Linked DNA regions of Mus musculus: all the other regions are linked to region 1. Evidence: chromatin loops called from intact Hi-C (ENCODE). Cell type or tissue: heart. All regions are shown on one strand.

Evidence for each region. Peaks named below come from ENCODE experiments on the same cell type or tissue, not always from the same donor. Only the 100,000 strongest peaks of a DNase experiment are listed, where the experiment ranks them.
Region 2: a loop joins it to region 1, with 2.3 times the contacts of the local background. A loop is called at or near these places in 2 of 42 quality-filtered maps.
Region 3: it touches region 1 in a loop (2.2-fold over the local background); 2 of 42 quality-filtered maps call a loop at or near these places.
Region 4: a loop joins it to region 1, with 6 times the contacts of the local background. A loop is called at or near these places in 30 of 42 quality-filtered maps.

The regions. Positions count from the first base shown.
Region 1 is chr2:72,147,888-72,150,387 of GRCm38, reverse strand. All of the region lies in intron 6 of Rapgef4 (Rap guanine nucleotide exchange factor (GEF) 4), which reads right to left. Among named protein-coding and RNA genes, the nearest start is that of Gm29940, 94 kb to the right of the region's middle. In heart, a CTCF peak has its summit at 1,115 (motif pointing right); a DNase peak (open chromatin) is centred at 1,567; H3K27ac peaks cover 278 bases.
Region 2 is chr2:72,219,086-72,221,585 of GRCm38, reverse strand. All of the region lies in intron 17 of Rapgef4 (Rap guanine nucleotide exchange factor (GEF) 4), which reads right to left. Among named protein-coding and RNA genes, the nearest start is that of Map3k20, 65 kb to the left of the region's middle. In heart, CTCF peaks have their summits at 1,254 and 1,456 (motif pointing right); no DNase peak of the experiment used is centred here; H3K27ac peaks cover 297 bases.
Region 3 is chr2:71,897,219-71,899,718 of GRCm38, reverse strand. It overlaps Pdk1 (pyruvate dehydrogenase kinase, isoenzyme 1), which reads right to left. Exons shown (of 11, transcript NM_172665.5): 10 at 1,959-2,072. Among named protein-coding and RNA genes, the nearest start is that of Pdk1, 25 kb to the right of the region's middle. In heart, a CTCF peak has its summit at 1,048 (motif pointing left); no DNase peak of the experiment used is centred here.
Region 4 is chr2:72,095,162-72,097,661 of GRCm38, reverse strand. The region is part of intron 4 of Rapgef4 (Rap guanine nucleotide exchange factor (GEF) 4); the gene reads right to left. Among named protein-coding and RNA genes, the nearest start is that of Gm29940, 42 kb to the right of the region's middle. In heart, a CTCF peak has its summit at 1,145 (motif pointing left); a DNase peak (open chromatin) is centred at 1,131.

The sequences.
Region 1 (2,500 bases):
AGACATCAAACCCTATTTCATAGAGCTATCTTAACTCTATCGTTTTGAGACCATGTGGCCAAGCATGGCCTTGACCTTGCGGTTTCACAGAGGATGACCTTGATCCCCTGATCTTCCTGACTCCACCTCTTATGTGTTAGGATTACAGGTATTTAGCACCATGCTGGGTTCCTTGTCCATTTCTTAACAAGTATCTCCAAGTCACCCAGGAATGAGTTTCTAATAGCAATGCATCTTAATACTTAATAATAATTACATAGAAAATATTCACATTGTTTCTATAGTTGTACACAGCTACTGAAGACTACCACTCAGTCAAGAAGATAAAAAAAAAAACCTGCAATAAAAACATTTGGCCATCAGAAACATTTAAGCAGCAAGATTTATGTCCCAATGCCTGCTACAAGATGCTATGTATAAGAGAGTAGTTCATGAGAGACTTTTGGCTATAGCATATATCACAATCTGGAGCTTCCAGGTTTACCCTAGACAACTAATACCTGGGCAGTTCAAAGGAAGGAAAAACAGACTTCTATTTGTAGACGGCACTGTTATCCAATCACCTTGTCTGCATGTTAGCGGTACACAGATGCAAGCATACAGTCACCCAGCCTAGGATGAAACTACATTACAGTAAGATCACATTCGCAGAATGTGACCTAAAGAAGAAAAGGAAACAACGTTGCCAACAGCAAAGAACTTCCAGTATATTTTTAAATGGGAACAGCTCACTTCTCACATTGCTTAGCTCTCGAATATCAGACCTAAGTGAGTACTCTATAAAGACCTGCTCATCAACAGACTTGATCCTTGGGAGTGCCTGTCTGCCTTATGAGATGGGAGCTCTGCATCTTTCTTACAGACTCACAGACTAGACTGCATTCTGGAAAGTCAAACATCACCACCATGATATAACTGAACTGTAGACATTCACATATGGATAGATGGATAGACGTATTGTCAATGTGGATTAATTTGAATGTTCTCAAGTCCTAGAAATCTTAGAAAATAACATTTACTATTGACATTTTCATTTAAACATCTTGTTTTCTATAACTCAAACTTCAATGTTAGAAACACCAATAAAAACTCCCCTTAGAAACACTGGAGTGACCACCAGAGGGAGCCCGTGTGTTTTTCTGATATACAAAATACCAAAAAGAGAAAAAGCTTACAAAACATAAAGCTAGAAAGGAGAGGGAGAGGGGCTGCAGTCATTTCAAAGAACGTCTTCTTGACTGGCAGATGCATCTTGCATTTACATTACAAATCTCTTCACTCCGCAGTGGTCTATCCCAATGCTTTGACATAAAAAAAAATGATTAGATGAACACAATCTTTTATAAAATTCACATACCCTAAAGCTAGAAGGTCCAGAGGGAAGTGCTCTGATAGCATCCATAGTTCTTGCTGTGCCCCACGCAAGCCTTCTCCAGGTTTTCTTAAAGTTCCTGCTTTCCTTCTCTATTCTGGTCCATCTTTGCGGTTAGCTGGGGAAAGGCTTGGGTGTGGTTTCCTCACTTGCTTTGGGATCAGGCTATCAAGTTACAGCACTTGGTGTGACTTGGGATTTTTTCCCTTTTTCCTGTCTGAGCCAAATGATGAGGGCATTACGAAGAATGAGTTTCCATTTGTCATCTGGAAGTCCCTAGAACCCAAGACTGGACCAGGTTCTAAACAGGAAGACAGAGGACCTCCTCCAGGGGCTCTAGAACTGAGTTCAGGTAAGCCAGACCCACGGGCCCTGCTCAGCTGCCCCCAAACTAGAAAAATATCCCAGGACTGAAGGTATCCAGACAAGGGCATGATCCTAGCTACCTAACATAACAGCTTACGTCACACAGCATTATCAAACTGTACTTTCCGTCTTGTTAAGGCAATTTTTCTTGGGGTGCTATTGAGGGCCATAGTCATCTATTTACAAGGAAACTGAAACAGAGTTTCAGTTAATTATTGATAACACGTAAGTATCAAGAACACACACTTTGATGAAGTTTTATTTCTGAGACAGGAATCCTGACATGCTAATGTCAAACTCAATCATGTTGATAACCTCTGAGATAGAATTTTTCTGTCTTCCTTGCCCACCATTCTAAAAGTGTGTCAGGTTGAATGGAATGACTTAATCTTCTTTTCCGAGTTTCTTTTTCATGTCTAGGTATGATATTTGTATAATATATGCAAATAAATTAGCACAAACAAATTGAATTCTACAGGGCCAGCTTAGTTAGATGCTGTTAGCCTTAACGTGCTTATTAATGCTTCAGACACAGACTCAAAAACATTATTATCAAATTTAGGAATATCGCCCAATTGGATGGGATGGCTGACAGTTAGGAAAACTGGATTGAAGTTTAAAATGACCTTGATGGACAGAGAAGGAAAAAGAGGGCAAAATTCAATAGAAATCTTTGCAAAATAATTCACTCAAAAGACGCCGGGAAGCAGAGAAGAGGAGCGTCGAGCAAACACTGACTGCACAATTAGACAAGGGCTGGAG
Region 2 (2,500 bases), 71 kb before region 1:
CCCTTTGGTCTCTTGCTTATATATATATGCATAACTCCGTTTTTCTTTCGTAAGAACTACAATACCGGGTATAAAGTTTCGTTACTGTTGCAACCGGCAAGCAGACGTTAGCACTGTCAGGGGTTGGCTCAGCAGAGGAGACTCTGAGCGTGCGTTCTTTGGTTCCCACTGTCTAGTGCTTTGATTTGGAGTGAGTCACTGCAAACTACAGACTTCTGTTTGCTCGCCCGAAGAAGAGATGAGATGAGACAGTTTCCAGCTTCTCTTTAGATATATCTATTAACACTAATGTAAGGCCGATTCAAAGAGAACTAGGTACCACAAACTAACATAACAAAAGTATACTACCTTCTCATGGTCTCTTTTGCTTAATTTGATACACCCCTGTGTTTTGTGTGGTGCTATAGTTTTCATATGGCATGCTCCCACCAAGATTCATGTTTGGGCTTTAATTCTTTAATGCAACACTGCAAGGCTATGTCTTTAAGGGACACTGATGTTTTTGATGAGAGACAATATTCGTTCTCGGGAGTGGATTGGTGCTTTCTAGAGTGGATCGTTATACAACATGTGGGTTTCTTTCTTGGCTCTTTCTTCTAACATGCCCATTAGCCCTTCTGCGTGGAGAGGGATGATGCCCCCAGCAGCCCGTGAGGAGATACCGCCCCCTCCCCTGAACTCCCAGCTCCCAGAACTATGAGCAGCTACATCTCTTTTCTTTATAAATGACCCAGGGTCTGGGTGTCGAGTACAAGGACAGGAAATAAATCCAGACACATGGAAACTGGGCTTAGCTCTATTCTAAACTTTCATTTCTGGAGTCAGCAGAATAAAGTAGGGATGGCTAAGATGGAAGCAGGGGTGTGGAGTTTGGACAGGCTTGGTAAGTATGAGGTAGGAAAAGTATGGGCTCAAAGTAGGATGGGTTTGAAGGCTCCCGATATGCCAGGCTTACGCTGAGCTCACTTTACACCAGCTATCTTGACTTTGAGCTGTGGCCATAGTATATATTCCCAAGCCTTCTCCTCAACCTAGGCTTCTCTCTATCCACTTTGATAGAAAACTGGGTGATGATGTCTATTAAAAAAACTTTCTGATGGCCTTATTCTGTGAAAATGTGCATATATTTTTGAACATGTCATACCAACTTTAAAAGAAAATCACACTGTGCCCAGACTAGCTGTACAGTCTAGAGTCTTTAAAAAGATTTCATTACACATGAAATATGCTTTACAATTACTTAAAGATGGTGACACTATACAAGGAAATGGAGGCTTCTACTGAGCTGGTGTACACAGTGGGAGCCTTGCCCTAAATTTAGAAGAATCACCTCAAGAGGAAACGAGGGAAGTGATGATTTTTTTTTTTTAAAAAGATGCATTTGTTTTTGTTTCATGTTTACAGGTGTTTTATTTGCATGTTAAGTGCATCATGTGCATGCAGTACACACAGAGGCCAGCAGAGGGCATTAGATTCCCGGGAACTCAAGTTACAAATGAACAGCCCTGTGGGTACTGTGAAATAGACTCAATTCCTCTGCAAGAACAGCAAACGCCTTTAATCACTAAGTCATCCACATCTCTAGCCTCTTGATTTGGTTCTTAAGAGGCAACTGTATTTTAAAATAGATTAGTGAACTGTTCAAGAGAACTCCAAATATTTTACAGATATGTGGGCAAAGAAATCATTCAAGCTGAGTTACTTATTTAAAAAGACACTCCATAAAATAGCTGTGCAGCGGTGGGGATAGAATGGGCCTGGATCCTTCCTGTCTCTTGGAATATTGCATTGGATAATACGCTGAAATGTAGGGAAGAGGAGACTCTGTGCTAGCTGTATGACAATGAAACAGTCTGGAACACCAAGTTGGTACCAAGGGTATATAATTCTGATCAACCACTGATCTTTACTGGGATCTCGGAAGCACACTCATGTGCGGGTTGGGCGGTATCAGCAGCATGCCTATGGCTAATCCTCAGGGTCTAAATAATGCTTGCATGTAAGCACCAAGGTTTTTCTTGACTTCTCTATTAATATTGAAATCTAGGGTTTTTTGTTTTTGTTTGTTGTTGTTGTTTGGTTTGGTTTTTGTCTTCAATAAATGACAGACTATATTGCTGAGCATATGATAATGCTTCAAGAGTATGGAGAAGTTTACATTTATAAAACACCTTCAGCATGTTCGCACGAGCGCATACATATAATGCTCTTCAACAACCTAGGAGGTTTTATTTAAAGATGAAAAATCACCAAGGTTCTGAGGGAGGAGATGTGCCCACCAAGTGCCTCAGATGTAAGTAGCAGGGCTTACAAATCCAGACAGGGCTCTTTTTGTGCCCACTGTCCCAAACAGTGGCAACAGGGCCTCTGCACTAGGGTTTGCTTTATATTAGCAAAAACCAATTGCATTTGGAAAGCAATTTCTTATTTTATTTTTTAAACTTATTTTTATTTTATGTGCATTGGTGTTTTGTCTGCATATATGTCTGTGTGAGAGTGT
Region 3 (2,500 bases), 250 kb after region 1:
AAGTGCAAGCCCAGCCAGGAGTCTGCTACTACTACCTTAATATTCATACACAGATTTATTGAGAAGAAAGCCAATCTTTTTCACTATATAGTAATGTATTATTAAAAGCGTTACTATGCAGGAACGGAGATGGCTCGGTGGTTAAGAGCACTTGTTGTTGCACAGGAACTGGGTTCGGTTCCTGGCACACACATGCTGGCTCACCACTACCTATGACTCCGAGCCAGAAAACCTTATGCCCTATTCTGACTTCCACACACACCAGGCAGACATGTAGTACAGAGACTCACATGTAAGCATAACACTTGTACACATAAAATAATCTTCTATAAAAATTAAAAACTGAACACACCAGTATTGGCATCAGTAAACACAGAGCTCGGTCTAAGCATCTCCAGAGGCTTTTCGATGAACAGTGCTTGGTCCTTGTGTTTGGGGCCCAAACACAAGTTTGTTTTCACTGCCCAGCACCCAGGCTGAAGACTGAACACGGGGTCTTTCTTGTAAAGCAAGCACTATATCGCTAAGCAATGCTGTTTTCTCCTCCTGCATTAAGGGCAGTTTCGGTCCCTAACCATGGATTTCTGTTCCCCACACAACCATCCATTCCCTGCTCTACAGCTTCCTGTAAATAATGGGACCCAGCGATAAACTATGCTTTCTGTTACTGTCTTCACAGTAGGAATTGTCAGAACTTTGACAATAGGCCCCTGGTATTCCCCAAGATGATGTTGACAGGATGGAACTAGAAATTCACTCCTGGTGATGCTGAATAAGGTCTGTAATGGGACAGGGCGTGATGACTCCATCATATCGCTTGAGTTCTGGTTTTTCCCAAATAGAAAAACTTACTACCTCCACGCTCTGAGCAGTCTAAATACAGACCAAGATGCTACATTTACTGTTAAAATTATCATGCTCATATAGTCATACTTAAGTTCCTCACAATGACATGTGAGGGGAAATAACATGGCTATAAAGAATTTATTCTTTTCAGGCCAACTTTTTTCACAGCATTTTCAAGCATAGCCTATAAAATAGGCGCCATCTAGTGGCCAGAGCAAGAAACTGGAGGCAGCAAAGGCGTAACCAATTCTTTAATCATTACACTGATTTGTTTGAGTATGCGTGGCTCAGTGGGTAAAGGTGCTTGCCATCAAGCCTAATGATCTGAATCTAATCTCCAAACCCACACGAGGAAAGGGGAGAACTAATTCTGGCAAGTTGTTCTGACCTCATGTACATGTGTGCCCATGACAAACTAACATTTTATTTTAAAAGAGCAGCTTGAGCCCAGCGTGGTGGTGCACGCCTTTAATCCCAGCACTCGGGAGGCAGAGGCAGGCGGATTTCTGAGTTCAAGGCCAGCCTGGTCTACAGGGTGAGTTCCAGGACAGCCAGGGCTACACAGAGAAACCCTGTCTCGAAAAACAAAAATAAATAAATAAACAAAAACAAAACACAAAACAAAACAGCTCGGTGACTGGTCATGTTTCACATGAAAACTAGACTTACTTCTTTTTTACAGTGCTGGAGTGAACCCAGGGTCTTTCTTGTACATTCAGGATTCTCTACTTCTTTCCCACTGCCCTCAACCATCAAAGTCGTTGCATTCCCATATCTCTATATTTATTAATAGCATGGGGTTTACTAAAATCCCATTCCAGTTTTTCATTCTTATCTTTTCTTATCATTAAAAGAAGTTGGGTTAACAGGCTGAAGAGATGGCTTAGTGGCCCAAAGTATTGACTGCTCCTATAGAGAACCCAAGGCCTGGTTCCCAGCACCTACCTACACAGTATCTCACAACTGTCTGTAACTCCAGTTCCAGGGATCTCATACCCACTTCTGGCCTCTGAGGGCTCTTGGATACATACGGTACACATAAACTCACACACATACATATGCAAATTAGAAAACTTTTCAGTACAATTAAATCAAGGATCCTTGGTTATTACCTTAATGTAGATAACCGCATCTGTCCCGTAGCCCTCTAAGGAATACAGCTTTAGGTCTCCCTGGAAGTACTGTGCATAGAGGCGTGATATGGGCAATCCGTAACCAAACCCAGCCTGTTCGACAAGAAAACAGTTCTGTTCAGAGTCCCACACGCTGGAACACTTTTCTAGCTAAGATAATGCCACGGAGAACTGCAAAGCCAACAACCTGTGCAGCGGACGGAGCCCGTAAAATGCAGTCATGCGGAAGGGTTAAGCTGGAGTTTAGCTCAGCCCATCAGCTCAACAATTGTGGACCTAAAGCCTTTTATTCGGTCTATAAAATGATCTGTGGTAGTCTGAAGAAGGCATATTGCTTTTCTTTGCTGTCCTGCTCCAGGGTTCTCCCAATATAGCTTTCAGCAATTTCCTATAAAGCACACAGTTTCATTTAGGAGCAAGACTAGAAAATGTCTTGTTGCAGCTTTACGAACAATAGATAGGAATCTCAGGACTTCACGCCATGGATTTCCAGCCTTTGTTCTGAACCTGGAAATAATCTG
Region 4 (2,500 bases), 53 kb after region 1:
AATTTGTCTGGAATAACAAAAAACCTAGGATAGCAAAAAGTCTTCTCAAGGATAAAAGAACTTCTGGCGGAATCACCATGCCAGACCTAAAGCTTTACTACAGAGCAATTGTGATAAAAACTGCATGGTACTGGTATAGAGACAGACAAGTAGACCAATGGAATAGAATTGAAGATCCAGAAATGAACCCACACACCTATGGTCACTTGATCTTCGACAAGGGAGCTAAAACCATCCAGTGGAAGAAAGACAGCATTTTCAACAATTGGTGCTGGCACAACTGGTTGTTATCGTGTAGAAGAATGCGAATCGATCCATACTTATCTCCTTGTACTAAGGTTTAATTTTGAAGATTGGGAGTGGTTGCCCTGCCGCCGTCCCCCATCCCATGTACACTGAAGATGAAAAGGCAAAAGTTGGGCTGGAGAGTGCTCTTCCGAAGGTCCTGAGTTCAAATCCCAGCAACCATATGGTGGTTCACAACCATCCATAATGAGATCTGACTCCCTCTTCTGGAGTGTCTGAAGGCAGCTACAGTGTACTTACAAACAATAAATAAATAAATCTTAAATAAGTAAATAAATAAATAAAATAATAATTAATAAAAGAAAAGAAAAGGCAAAAGTTGCAGGAAATGGAAGAAATCAAGTGGCAAACAAAAGCACCAACAAGAACTCAGAACCAAAAAATGAAATAAAAGTACAGGGACATGACTAATCCAAAAGTAGGGAGAAGACTTGTATTATAGCTATAAGGGAGAAAGAAATCAGAGGGAAGAGGAGTGGTGGCCAGGGCTAAGAGGCCAAGAGACCAGTGTAGCCAAAATGGAACTTTGCAGAGAAGAGGCCATCTACTGAATATGAGGGGAGGTGTGTTTTGCCCAGAATTTGAGGCCTCATACAAAGGTCTGCACATAGGTGTTGAGAACAGGAGGTAATTGATAGTCTGGCTAATGAGTGGTTGAGATGATAAGCAATTGTGTCCAAACTGAACAGAGAAGGAAGTCAAGACCAGGGGAACCTGGCAGAGGTACCACCACAAAGGGTCCCTGAGGGATTCCTCAGGGTACTTAGCCATGCAGGCAGCTTCACACTCAAGAGACAACTTTGTTGTCTTTGAGTCTTAGGCACCCCCTGGTGGCGGCTCTGAGAACTAGTTGGTCCAATCCTCTCTCCAGACACACACTCTGTGTTCACTGTCCGTTATTAATTTCTCTTTAGATCATCCATCTCCTTCTCATTCGGTCTTTTAACTTGAGGTCTCTCCTCTCTTTTTTTGTTGCCCAGCTACCCCAGCTCTCTCTCTGTCTCTCTCTCTATCTCTCTCTCTCTCCCTCTCTCTCTCTCTCGCGCGCGCAATCCTTTACAAAACCAGTCTCAACCGTAATAAGCATGGAGAGTCATAGAACACACAGCTTGCAGGGAAGAAGGGCAAGGAAGCATCTCAGAGTTACAGGAAAGAGGCCCGCATTGTGAATGACTTACAAACTAATTTTGCAATTGTAACAAAACTAACATTTTAATTTCTAACCTTAGAAGCATTTTGCTATTAATTTTTTTTATTGCAAAGTATGTGATTTCTGCCTCCACATAGATTGAGTAGCCTTTTGAAGAAGTGGACTAGAGGTGTTTATGATATTGTCCAAGAGGACTTTTGGGCTACAACCTGTTTGCCTGCTAAGGGTATGGGACAATCCTGATGCTTGTCTAGAGTTCCTTAAAGGTCACAATAAGCATCCGAGGAATAATTCTTCATAGGTCAGAAAGAATGGCAAATGTCTCACAAGGTCAACCGCCATCTTTTGGCTCCCACTTCCTCTTGCAAACCAGGCTATTTTGGGATTTTTTTTCCCATTCCCCGTGCTCTAGTCCTTCCCAACCCTGACATTATTTGTATCGCTTCAGTGGCATTTTTTTTTTTAACTCAGGAAAACTTAAAAGTTCCAAGACTTCAGAACAGCCTTATTATTTGATATTGTGCATCTTGTCTGGGAAAAACTCCAAACACCGATTTGCCATTTTAAGCCATCCCTTTGCAATTCCCACTATCGTCAGCAACAGCCCTATATTATTGGCTTATTATTGATTCTCCCCCCACCTCCTTTCCCTTTACATAAGTCAACTAGAACATTCTAATCTCTTCTCTCATTAAGTTTTCTTGGTCCTCCCATTTGCTGAAGCCCAGTATTGTTTTAGCTTTTTGATTTTCAGAGAAAACACTTGCCTGCATAAATCACACTTGGCTCATTATCAAACCCAACATCTTGTCACTCCAAATTGTGACTCTTCACACTCTTGCTTCTTCACCCTTAAGTCACCCCATGGCCACACCGAGATCTCCTTGGTCCCTCCCTCTCAGCCCCCTCGCCATTTCCCCACAGCTTCTGTCCCAAGGCCCTGCTGCAGATCCAGTCAGCTCTCCCAGCACACTTGCTCTCCTGCCAGCCAAGCTCCTTGCTACCCTCCGTCTCCATGGTGAATCACACGCTCTTGTCTTGGGA